Linked DNA regions of Homo sapiens: all the other regions are linked to region 1. A link is a contact called in ENCODE Hi-C data. All regions are on one chromosome and are shown on one strand. The core of a region is the stretch at or near the end of the contact, and the rest is flanking DNA. Distances in the headings are between cores, read along the strand shown.

Evidence for each region. A loop is a pair of places that touch in the nucleus more often than their neighbours do. Pooled maps may share reads with other maps.
Region 2: a pooled map shows a loop between it and region 1 (10-fold over the local background). The contact joins the promoter of COG8 here to the promoter of TXNL4B in region 1. A Hi-C loop is called at or near these places in 1 of 168 maps with a recorded cell type or tissue (CD8-positive, alpha-beta T cell), 1 of 37 single-sample maps with no recorded cell type and 4 of 50 pooled maps.
Region 3: a loop to region 1 is called in a map of CD8-positive, alpha-beta T cell, with 5 times the contacts of the local background. The contact joins the promoter of WDR59 here to the promoter of TXNL4B in region 1. A Hi-C loop is called at or near these places in 3 of 168 maps with a recorded cell type or tissue (CD4-positive, alpha-beta memory T cell, CD8-positive, alpha-beta T cell and naive thymus-derived CD4-positive, alpha-beta T cell) and 10 of 50 pooled maps.

What each region holds. Positions count from the first base shown.
Region 1 is chr16:72,092,295-72,095,460 of GRCh38, reverse strand. It overlaps TXNL4B (thioredoxin like 4B), which reads left to right and starts at 1,841. Exons shown (of 4, transcript NM_017853.3): 1 at 1,841-2,094. It overlaps DHX38 (DEAH-box helicase 38), which reads right to left and starts at 1,614. Exons shown (of 27, transcript NM_014003.4): 1 at 1,410-1,614. RefSeq lists enhancers at 1,319-1,618, 1,679-1,728, 1,739-2,068.
Region 2 is chr16:69,337,784-69,340,828 of GRCh38, reverse strand. COG8 (component of oligomeric golgi complex 8) reads left to right here and starts at 1,265. Exons shown (of 6, transcript NM_032382.5): 1 at 1,265-1,653. The coding sequence starts at 1,277. It overlaps NIP7 (nucleolar pre-rRNA processing protein NIP7), which reads right to left and starts at 1,057. Exons shown (of 5, transcript NM_016101.5): 1 at 944-1,057; 2 at 737-823; 3 at 497-635. The coding sequence starts at 999. RefSeq lists enhancers at 679-758, 939-1,058 and silencers at 1,479-1,528, 1,539-1,588.
Region 3 is chr16:74,983,495-74,986,455 of GRCh38, reverse strand. It overlaps WDR59 (WD repeat domain 59), which reads left to right and starts at 1,333. Exons shown (of 26, transcript NM_030581.4): 1 at 1,333-1,492. The coding sequence starts at 1,439. RefSeq lists silencers at 42-242, 1,278-1,587 and an enhancer at 888-947.

The DNA.
Region 1 (3,166 bases), core at 592-3,091:
TAAACAACAGGTACAGCAGCACAGAGATGGGGCAGAAGGCTACCGTCCATGTTCTCCATACTTTAGTGGCTTTTCTTGGCCTAGCTGCGTTTTACAGAAAACAATTTACTCACAGCAGCCAAAATCAGTTTAATAACAATCCATGTTCACCAAAAATATTTATGAGAAACACCAGGTTAGGAAAAGGTGTTACTGAGAAGTATTTAAGTGGCTACAAGACTTCTGGCACTCAAGTTGGAACAAGCTCCTCTTTACCTCTCACTACACATCTGCCACTCATCAACATATATCAGTTCTGGATGCTTGGATAATTCCTCTCATTCCAACAAGTTAGCAAAGCAAAGGAGATGCCACCAGAATCCAGAATTGTTTACCAAACTCTAATTAAATGCACAGCTCTACAGAGTATTGCCAAACAGACTGGACACATAATATTAATGCAGAAACAAGAGTTACATTTTGAAAATGCCATCAGGCAGAACAGAAAAAAAGAAAGCTGCATATTGGTGACATCTGTGCGCATGTGAGGAAATCCACACAAGAAGGTAAAGATATACAGGCTCTACTCAATAGTTGTCTAAACTAGGAAAGGTACCCTGGACTGCCATTCTACGCAGTTGAGAGAACACTGGATGTGTTGTTGACTGCTGTAGCTCAATGTCTAGCAAAATAAGCGTTTGATAAATTAAAAAATGAATTAATTTAAACTTATTAAAGGAGGACAGGAACCCAAACATTTCTGGAGACAGCAAGGGAAGATTCCAGCAACACAGGACAAGGAGACAGCCAGAGAGAACTTCATTAGCTGCTGAGACGAACAAATAAGGAGCTAAAGAGCAAGATTCTTGAGAAGGATTAATGGCAAAGAAACTACAAGGCGTACGAGAAAGCCAGGGAAGAAAGAACCTGGATTCATTCATTCAACAATTATTCACTGAGGGTGTCCCTGAGCCAATTGCTGTTCTCGGCGATAGCAACAGAGAACAAGACAAAAATCCCCGCCCACCTGGAGCTGACATTCTAGTAGAAGAGATCGCCCACCAGATTGCCTGGTATAAATGACACTGTGAGAGAGCAGAGGAAGACACAAGGAGTCCTACTCGGGCTCGGTGACAGTCTGGGGTGGGTTAAAGCGGAGGCCTGGGAGAGGGACCAAGGCCACTCCAGGCAGCATCCCTGGATCTCAGCGAGGCCGCTCCAGGCAGCAGGATTTGACCAGAGCAAGGAGGAAGGCCAAGGCGGCCAGGACGGATGCAGCATCCCTGAGGTGAGTAAGGCAAGGTGGGTGACAGGGACGACAGAGGAACTCCCCAAACTGGGGCCCGGACCTGAGCAGGGGACCAATATCCGCCGCCTAGAGCCGCCATGATTACAGAAGGGCAGGCCAGGAAGGAAGAAGGGACTCTCACCTCACCAAGCGCGACTCTTGGGACCCTTCTGTCCCGGATTCTGGGGCGCCGGCGCTGCCACCCCTCGCTCAGACAGGCTCAAGGAGCCAAAATCCACACCTTGAAAGCGGCCATTATTGTCCCTTAATACTTTGCGCGCCCCCTCTATCCGCCCAAAGCTACCATAGAGAGCAGCCTGGAACACGCCCGATTCCTGGATCCAAGTGTGGAACGGTACGCCAACAGGCTCTCAAGGCCTCCTCTGGGGCTCTGATCAGACACTTCCGAGTCTCCTTGTGACCAATCACTCTTAGCCTAAGAGACTACATCCCGCCTCTAGTCTGGGGGCAGGAAAAGGAGGGGAAAAAGGTCGACCATCTTTAATACGGGCGGAGGTGACGCCTAGCTTCCGGTCAGAGCCGAGCAAGGTGGGCGGTGACTAGAAGCTCTTCCGTTTATTGGGCTGTTGAGCGGGGGCCGACCGACGGCCAGGAGTTTCTTTTCTGCGCTTGTGCGTTTTCTGTTCGGTTTCCTTCCCGCTAGCGGGGCCACGAGGGTTGCTAGGCAACAGCCCCTGGGTGACTTGGTCTTAGGGTCCTGTCCGGCTTGGGGCTGATGAAAGGAGCTGTCCGCGCCCGGGCTCTTCCGAGAAGTGGTTGCTGACAGCCACAAAGTGAAAGGGAGTGAGGCGGCGTGGACGAGTAAGGTAAGTGCTGGGGTCCCTTAGCGCTTGTGGGCCAGGAGCAGCGCAACACAGGTGACTTTAAATATGTATATCGGATATTTTGGAAAATGGAGATGCGCGCCCGGCTGTAAATAAAAATCACCCATGCGTTCACACGCAGAGATGACCACTGATTTCCAGTTGTTTTTCTGGAATACATTGTAGTAAGATTCTGTACAAAAGTGAGTTCAAGCTTTTTTTCTTTTTTTGGTGTTTCTGCAGTTGTGGCGCGCGCCTGAGGTTCCAGCTACTCGGGAGGCTGAGGCGGGAGGATTGCTTGAGCCTGGGGAGTTGAGACCAGCCTGGGCAACATAGCGAAACCCCGCCTCAGAAAAAGAGAGGGAGAGAGGAAAGCAGTGGAGTTATTGGTCAAAGAGTATGTCAGTTTTCTTTCCAGAAAGGTTTTGTGTCTGCATTCCAGCAGGAACTCCCTGTGCCTGCCCCTACCACTATCTTGTTTAATTTTTGCCAATTCAGTGACTTTGTAAACATATGTTTTAATTTGCTTTTCTTTGCTTACTGGTAAAGCTTAACTTTTTAGTTTATTTACTGTCCATTTGTACGTCTTCTTTTGGGAATTCTCTGTGGGTATCATTTACTATGGACATTTTCTTAGATGTGGTCTCAGTTTTCCTCTCCTGCTTCCAACGTTTGTCCAGTTGCACCCCTAGCCTCACCACTAACAACTTTGTTCTCCCCTTACTTTCTCCTTTCGATCAGTAACACGGAGGAACTGCTGTTTGTTTGAATTCTAGTGGGACAGATCCGTCTTCTCTTTGACCTTCCCTTTCATTGGTAATTTGTTCTGCTGCTCACATCTGATGACGTCCCTTTGGGCCATCAATGTCCCTGTTTAAAGTATGACCTATAGCTGGAACAATCTTATTTCCTATGTGAATTTTAGTTAAATAATTCCTTTTTTTTTTTTTGGAGACGGAGCTTCGCTCTTGTTGCCTTGCCCAGGCTGGAGTGCAGTGGAGCGATCCTAGCTCACTGCAACCTCCGCCTCCAGGGTTCAAGCAATTCTCCTGCCTCAGCCTCCTGAGTAGCTTGG
Region 2 (3,045 bases), core at 16-2,515, 2.8 Mb after region 1:
CAAGAATCACTGGAAACTGGAAAGTGGAGGCTGCAGTGAGATCGCACCACTGCACTCTAGCCTGGGCGACAGAGTGAAACTGTGTCAGGAAGAAAGAGAAAGAGAAATGAAAAGAAAAAACAGAGCAAGAAAGAAAAAGAAAAAAATAGAAAAAGTTATTTTCTCAACTCTACAAGGATCATCCTCCATGGCCAGGTTAACAGCTCTTTTTCTGGACCCCGGTGTCTTCATTGCTGCCACTTATTTGCTTTCTGATCTCTAGCTGGGTCTCCCTAGGCTCTTCTACTTCGCTGGAGAAAACTAACCCTACGCAGCCACATAGCATTCCTATCCCATAGCCCTGACCATGCTCAAGCTGCAAGACCTCTACACATCTCCATGTGCTGAAACTCCTCCAAGCACACTGTCAGGGACTCTGTGGGAGAGAAGCTGCCGGACAATCTGCCTAATCCTTGACTTCATCGCCCGTGGCAGAATTGGAAACCGCCCCACAAACCTTGGCATAAGGTGCAAGGTAATCCAGAGCTGTGACGTGCAACCGAAACTTGTGGGTTTTAGTGAATTTTCCAAAGCAGGTCCCCAGCGACACCAGCTTGTCCCCGGAAATATTGGCGGCCAGCTTCATAATCTTCTCACTAAAAGGGTAAAGGGGGAGCAAGGTTGCGGATGAAGGAGGCTCGTGGGACCCAGGACCCCTCTCCCCTGGGTCCATGCTGCCTGCCCGGCCCCGCCTCACCTCACATAGTACACCCGGTCGTTGTGCAGACGGAAACAGTAGGTGCCATCGGGCCGGTCCACCAGCAGTTGAAGATTCTCCCCAATGCTGAGGGCAAAAAGAGGACTGGAGACCGCGCCCGAACGAACCGGTCTCCGGCACCGCGCCCCCACTCCACCCTTGGCCACCACACCCACACACTCCCGCGTCCGCCCCGCGCGCTCCTACTATTTCGCTATCTTCTCAAACATGACACGGGTCTCCTCTTCAGTCAAAGGCCGCATTTTTCCCCCTGGGTTGGAACACCGGATCCTCGTGCCTTGGTAACTGGAAACGGAAGTCGGTCGCTCGCTGCTCCCCGGCAATCCCAAAGCCTTCCTCTCTAGCCCCGTACCAATAGTTCGTCTCGCTAGCGCCCAATAGTCTGGACGACCGCAGGGGAAAGCAAGCCGGCCGGATGAGAAAGCATAGAGACCGGAAATGTGCCTGTTTCTTCCTGTCCTAAGTTCGGAGTCAGCGCCCCTTGTGGTCCGGAAGGGAAGTGACGTTGTTGCTGGGAAGATGGCGACCGCGGCGACTATCCCATCGGTAGCCACGGCCACAGCAGCGGCTCTCGGCGAGGTGGAGGATGAAGGGCTCCTGGCGTCGCTGTTCCGGGACCGCTTCCCCGAGGCCCAGTGGCGCGAGCGGCCCGATGTGGGCCGCTACCTCCGGGAGTTGAGCGGCTCGGGGCTGGAGCGGCTGCGGCGCGAGCCCGAGCGCCTGGCGGAGGAGCGGGCGCAGCTGCTGCAGCAGACGCGCGACTTGGCCTTCGCTAACTACAAGACCTTCATCCGCGGCGCCGAGTGCACCGAGCGCATCCACCGCCTGTTTGGCGACGTGGAGGCGTCGCTCGGCCGCCTGCTCGACCGTTTGCCCAGCTTCCAGCAGAGCTGCAGGTGCGACGCGCCTGGCGCTAAAGGGGTTTTATAACTGTAAAAGCTGACATTTACGATGGTAGAAATAACTAACACATAAAGCGTTTACCACGTTCCAGGTTCTCTGCTGAGCGCTTTATTAATCCATTTAAACCTCACAACAGCCTTCGAGATAGGTACTGTTATTCCTTTTTTATCTTTTTTGAGACGGAGTCTCGCCCTGTCGCCAGGCTGGAGTGCAGTGGCGAGATCTCGGCTCGCTGCAACCTACCTCTGCCTCCTGGGTTCAAGCGATTCTCCTGCCTCAGCCTCCTGAGTAGCAGGGACCATAGGCGCGCGCCACCACGCCCAGCTAATTTTTTTGGATTTTTAGTAGAGACGGGGTTTCAGCATGTTGGCTGGGATGGTCTCGATCTTTTGATGTCGTGATCTGTCCGCCTCGGCCTCCCAAAGCGCTGGGATTACAGGCATAATCCACTGCGCCCAGCCCTGTTATTTCCATTTTACATATGAGCAAGTCAAGACAGAGATTAGTGACGTCCAAGGACACAGCTAGGAGGTTTCGAATTCAGAACTGGTTACCCAGAAGCACGTCCCTCCCTCGAAGGGCAGTTGTGGGCACAAAGAAAAAGGATTCATGCAAAGCTCTTATTATCGGGTCTGACACAGTTAACATTATAGGTGTGAGCTGAATATATGTGCACATTTATATACTTATTTTATACGAAAGCGTGGACCGGAGGTCATCTGCTTCAAAACTTCCATTGACGGGAAGGTGACAAGGAAATCCTCGCATTTGAGGGCATCAGATATCAAAAAGTCTCTCCATTTGGATGGCTGGATGTGGTGGCTCAGCCTGTAATCCCAGCACTTTGGGAGCCTGAGGCTTGAACCCAGGAGTTCGAGAGCAGCCTGGCCAACATGGCAAAACCCTGTCTCTATAAAATAAAAAATTAGCTGGTCGTGGTGGCGTGCGCCTGTAGTCCCAGGTACACAGGAGGTTGAGGTGGGGGGGTCAGTTGGGCCCGGGAGATTGAGGCTGCAGTGAGCCATGATTGTGCCACCGCACTCCAGTTTGGGAGGTCGAGGCTGCGGTGGGCTGTGATTGTGCCACTGCATTCCAGACTGGGTGACAAAGTGAAACTCTCTTAAAAAAAGAAAAAAAGGCTGGGTGCGGTGGCTCACACCTGTAATCCCAGCACTTTGAGAGGCCAAGGCAGGCGGATCACGAGGTCAAGAGATCGAGGCCATCCTGGCTAACATGCTGAAACCCCCATGTCTACTAAAAATACAATTAGCTGGGCGTGGTGGCACGCGCTTGTAGTCCCAGCTACTCGGGAGGCTGAGGCAGGAGAATTACTTGAACCTGAGAAGCGGAGGTTGCAGTGAGCCAAGATGATGCGTGCCACTGCA
Region 3 (2,961 bases), core at 84-2,583, 2.9 Mb before region 1:
AGTATACAGAATTTAAAAAATATATTCATTATTTCATTTAAACATTAAGGCCCTTCACATGAATACATTTTAAAATGAAAAAGAACAATATTTTCAAAAAAAAAAAAAAACAACAAAAAATTCTGGCAAATCTGTTTTAATGTTTGGTTTATCAGAAAACAGCGGCCGGGCGCGGTGGCTCACGCCTGTAATCCCAGCACTTTGGGAGGCCGAGACGGGCAGATCACGAGGTCAGAAGATCGAGACCATCCTGGCTAAAACGGTGAAACCCCGTCTCTACTAAAAATACAAAAAAATTAGCCGGGCGTAGTGGCGGGCGCCTGTAGTCCCAGCTACTCCGGAGGCTGAGTCAAGAGAATGGCGTGAAGCCAGGAGGCGGATCTTGCAGTGAGCCGAGATCGCGCCACTGCACTCCAGCCTGGGCGACTGAGCAAGACTCTGTCTCAAAAAAAAAAAAAAAAAAAAAAAAAGAAAAGGAAAGAAAGCAGCTGGATTGCAGGAGGGGGTATAGCTCACAGGTAGAGCATTGGACTACAGATCAAGAAAACAGCTGGATTCTCACATTTAAGTCTACCTTCATTGTTACGGGAGGCGCTGCTGTATTGTATGAAACAATAAATTGCACATTCAGACTTTTAAATATCTCGATGGGATAGGCATCAGGAGAAGAGGTATCTTCGGTTTGCACGAGCTTTGATTTTTCTTTTTTCTTTTTTTTTCCGAGACGGAGTCTCGCTCTTGTCACCCAGGCTGGAGTATAATGGCGTGATCTCGGCTCACTGCAATCTCCGCCTCCCGGGTTCAAGCGATTCTCCTGCCCCAGCCTCCCAAGTAGCTGGGATTACAGGCGCCCGCCACCCGGCTAATTTTTGTATTTTTAGTAGAGACGGGGTTTCACTATGTTGTTTAGGCTGGTCTCGAACTCCTGACTTCGGCCTCCCAAAGCGCTAGGATTACAGGCGTGAGTCACCGCACCCGCCCCGAACGTTGATTTTGATTTGAGACTGGGTCTGGACGAATGCTGGGGACTCCAGCGAGGAGCTAGTCAGGACAACAGGCACCTCACCTCACCCAAACCCAAACCTGCGAGCCCTTCCCAGGTCACCCACGCTTGCTCGAGCTTGGACTACAACTCCCGGCAGAGCTCGCGGCAGGGGGTGTGCCCGCAATCGCGAGGAGCGTGGGTGACTCAAACCAAGTGACGGAAGTGAGCGAGGGCGTGCCTGTTTGTTGCAGGCGCGGTGTAGCAATTGGAGGACCCAGGAAGAAGGGGCGGAGCCTATGCTTGGGTCAACCAATGGCTTGAGCTCAGGAGCAACCAGGGCACGGGGCGTGTCGGGGCTGATTCTCTGGCTGTGTGGGGCGCACGGTCCCGGGATACTGGGGACGGCGGGGTGGGAGGGCGCCGTCCTGGGGCCGCGGCGGCCGGGCGGGGGAGATGGCGGCGCGATGGAGCAGCGAAAACGTGGTTGTAGAGTTCCGTGACTCCCAGGTGAGCTAGAGGCCGAGTGGAGCCCTCTGGGCATGCGTCCTCCCCGCTTCCCCTCCCCCACGCGGCTGCTTCCGTCCCGGGGGGCTACGGGGAGACCCTAGGCCCCGTACTGAGGAGGTGGGCGGGGCTTAGCCGACCTCTTAGGCCCCGTCGGGGGAGGGAAGACGACCATCGGGGGCAATCGGGGCGAGCATGGACGGAGTTTCGGGGCTCCCTACGCGGGTAGGGGAGTGGGGTCCGCCTTGTGACACTGAGGCAGAGACTGCGCATCGTGAGTGCTGAGGGGAGGCTTCCCACAATCAGGGTACGGAGCGAGGGCGTGACGGCTTCCCGAGGCCCTAGCCGCGTGTGGCGACTTAAGGCAAGTCGCGGGACTTTTCTAAGTCTCAGCTGCGTGGACGTAACCCTGTTGGGGTGAATTCGATGAAACACTGTTTGCAAAGTGCCTGTTGCAGCGTCTACGCGGTTAAGTGGTTCTTAATGCCATCATACTGGAAAATACCGTGTAGTGGATAGGAGTGACACTGCACGTGTTGCCCGAGTTCGAATCCCGCAGCCCCTACCCTGTCATCACTCCGTACACGTCAGTTTTCTCACCTGTAGAAGGGAGATGGTCGTACTTACAAGATTGGCTTAAAGATTTTATTTTTTAATTTTCTATTTAATTTAATTTAATTTATTTTTTTTGAGATGGAGAGTCACTCTGTTGCCCAGGCTGGAGTGCAGTGGTGCCATCTTGGCTCACTGCAACCTCCGCCTCCGGGATTCAAGCAATTCTCCTGCCTCAGCCTCCCAAGTAGCTGGGATTACAGGTGCGCACCACCACGCCCGGCTAATTTTTGTATTTTTAGTAGAGACGGGGTTTCACCTTGTTGGTCAGGCTGGTCTTGAACTCCTGACCTCAGGTGATCCACCCACCTCAGCCTCCCAAAGTGCTGGGATTACAGGCGTGGGCCACCGTGCCTGGCCTATTTTACTTCATTTGAGACAGGGTCTGGCTCTGTCACCCAGGCTTGAGTGCAGAGGCGTGAATCACCGCTCAGTTCAGCTTCGACCTCCTGGGCTCAAGCTATCCTCCCACCTCAGCCTCCCCAGTAGCTGAGACTACAGGCGCATGCCAACACGCCCGACTAAATTTTTCATTTTTTTTTGTAGAGACGGGGTCTCCCTATGTTGTCCAGGCTGGTATGGAACTCCTGGGCTCAAGCGAACCCCCTGCCTCAGCGTCCCAAAGTGTTGGGATTACAGGTGTGATTCACTGAGCACAGCCTCGAGTGAAGATTTTATGTGGTTGTATGTTGAGGATGTGTGGCACACACAGCATTGGGATTTGGATGCTGGATCCTACCCCAGAGCCCTTGTTTAGCTCATTGGACTACTTTACTCATAGTGGGTAGCTCTGAACCGGTCATATACATCCCCTCTTCCCCAGCACCTAGGACAGTGTCTTGGTGATTCTCTTCAATTTT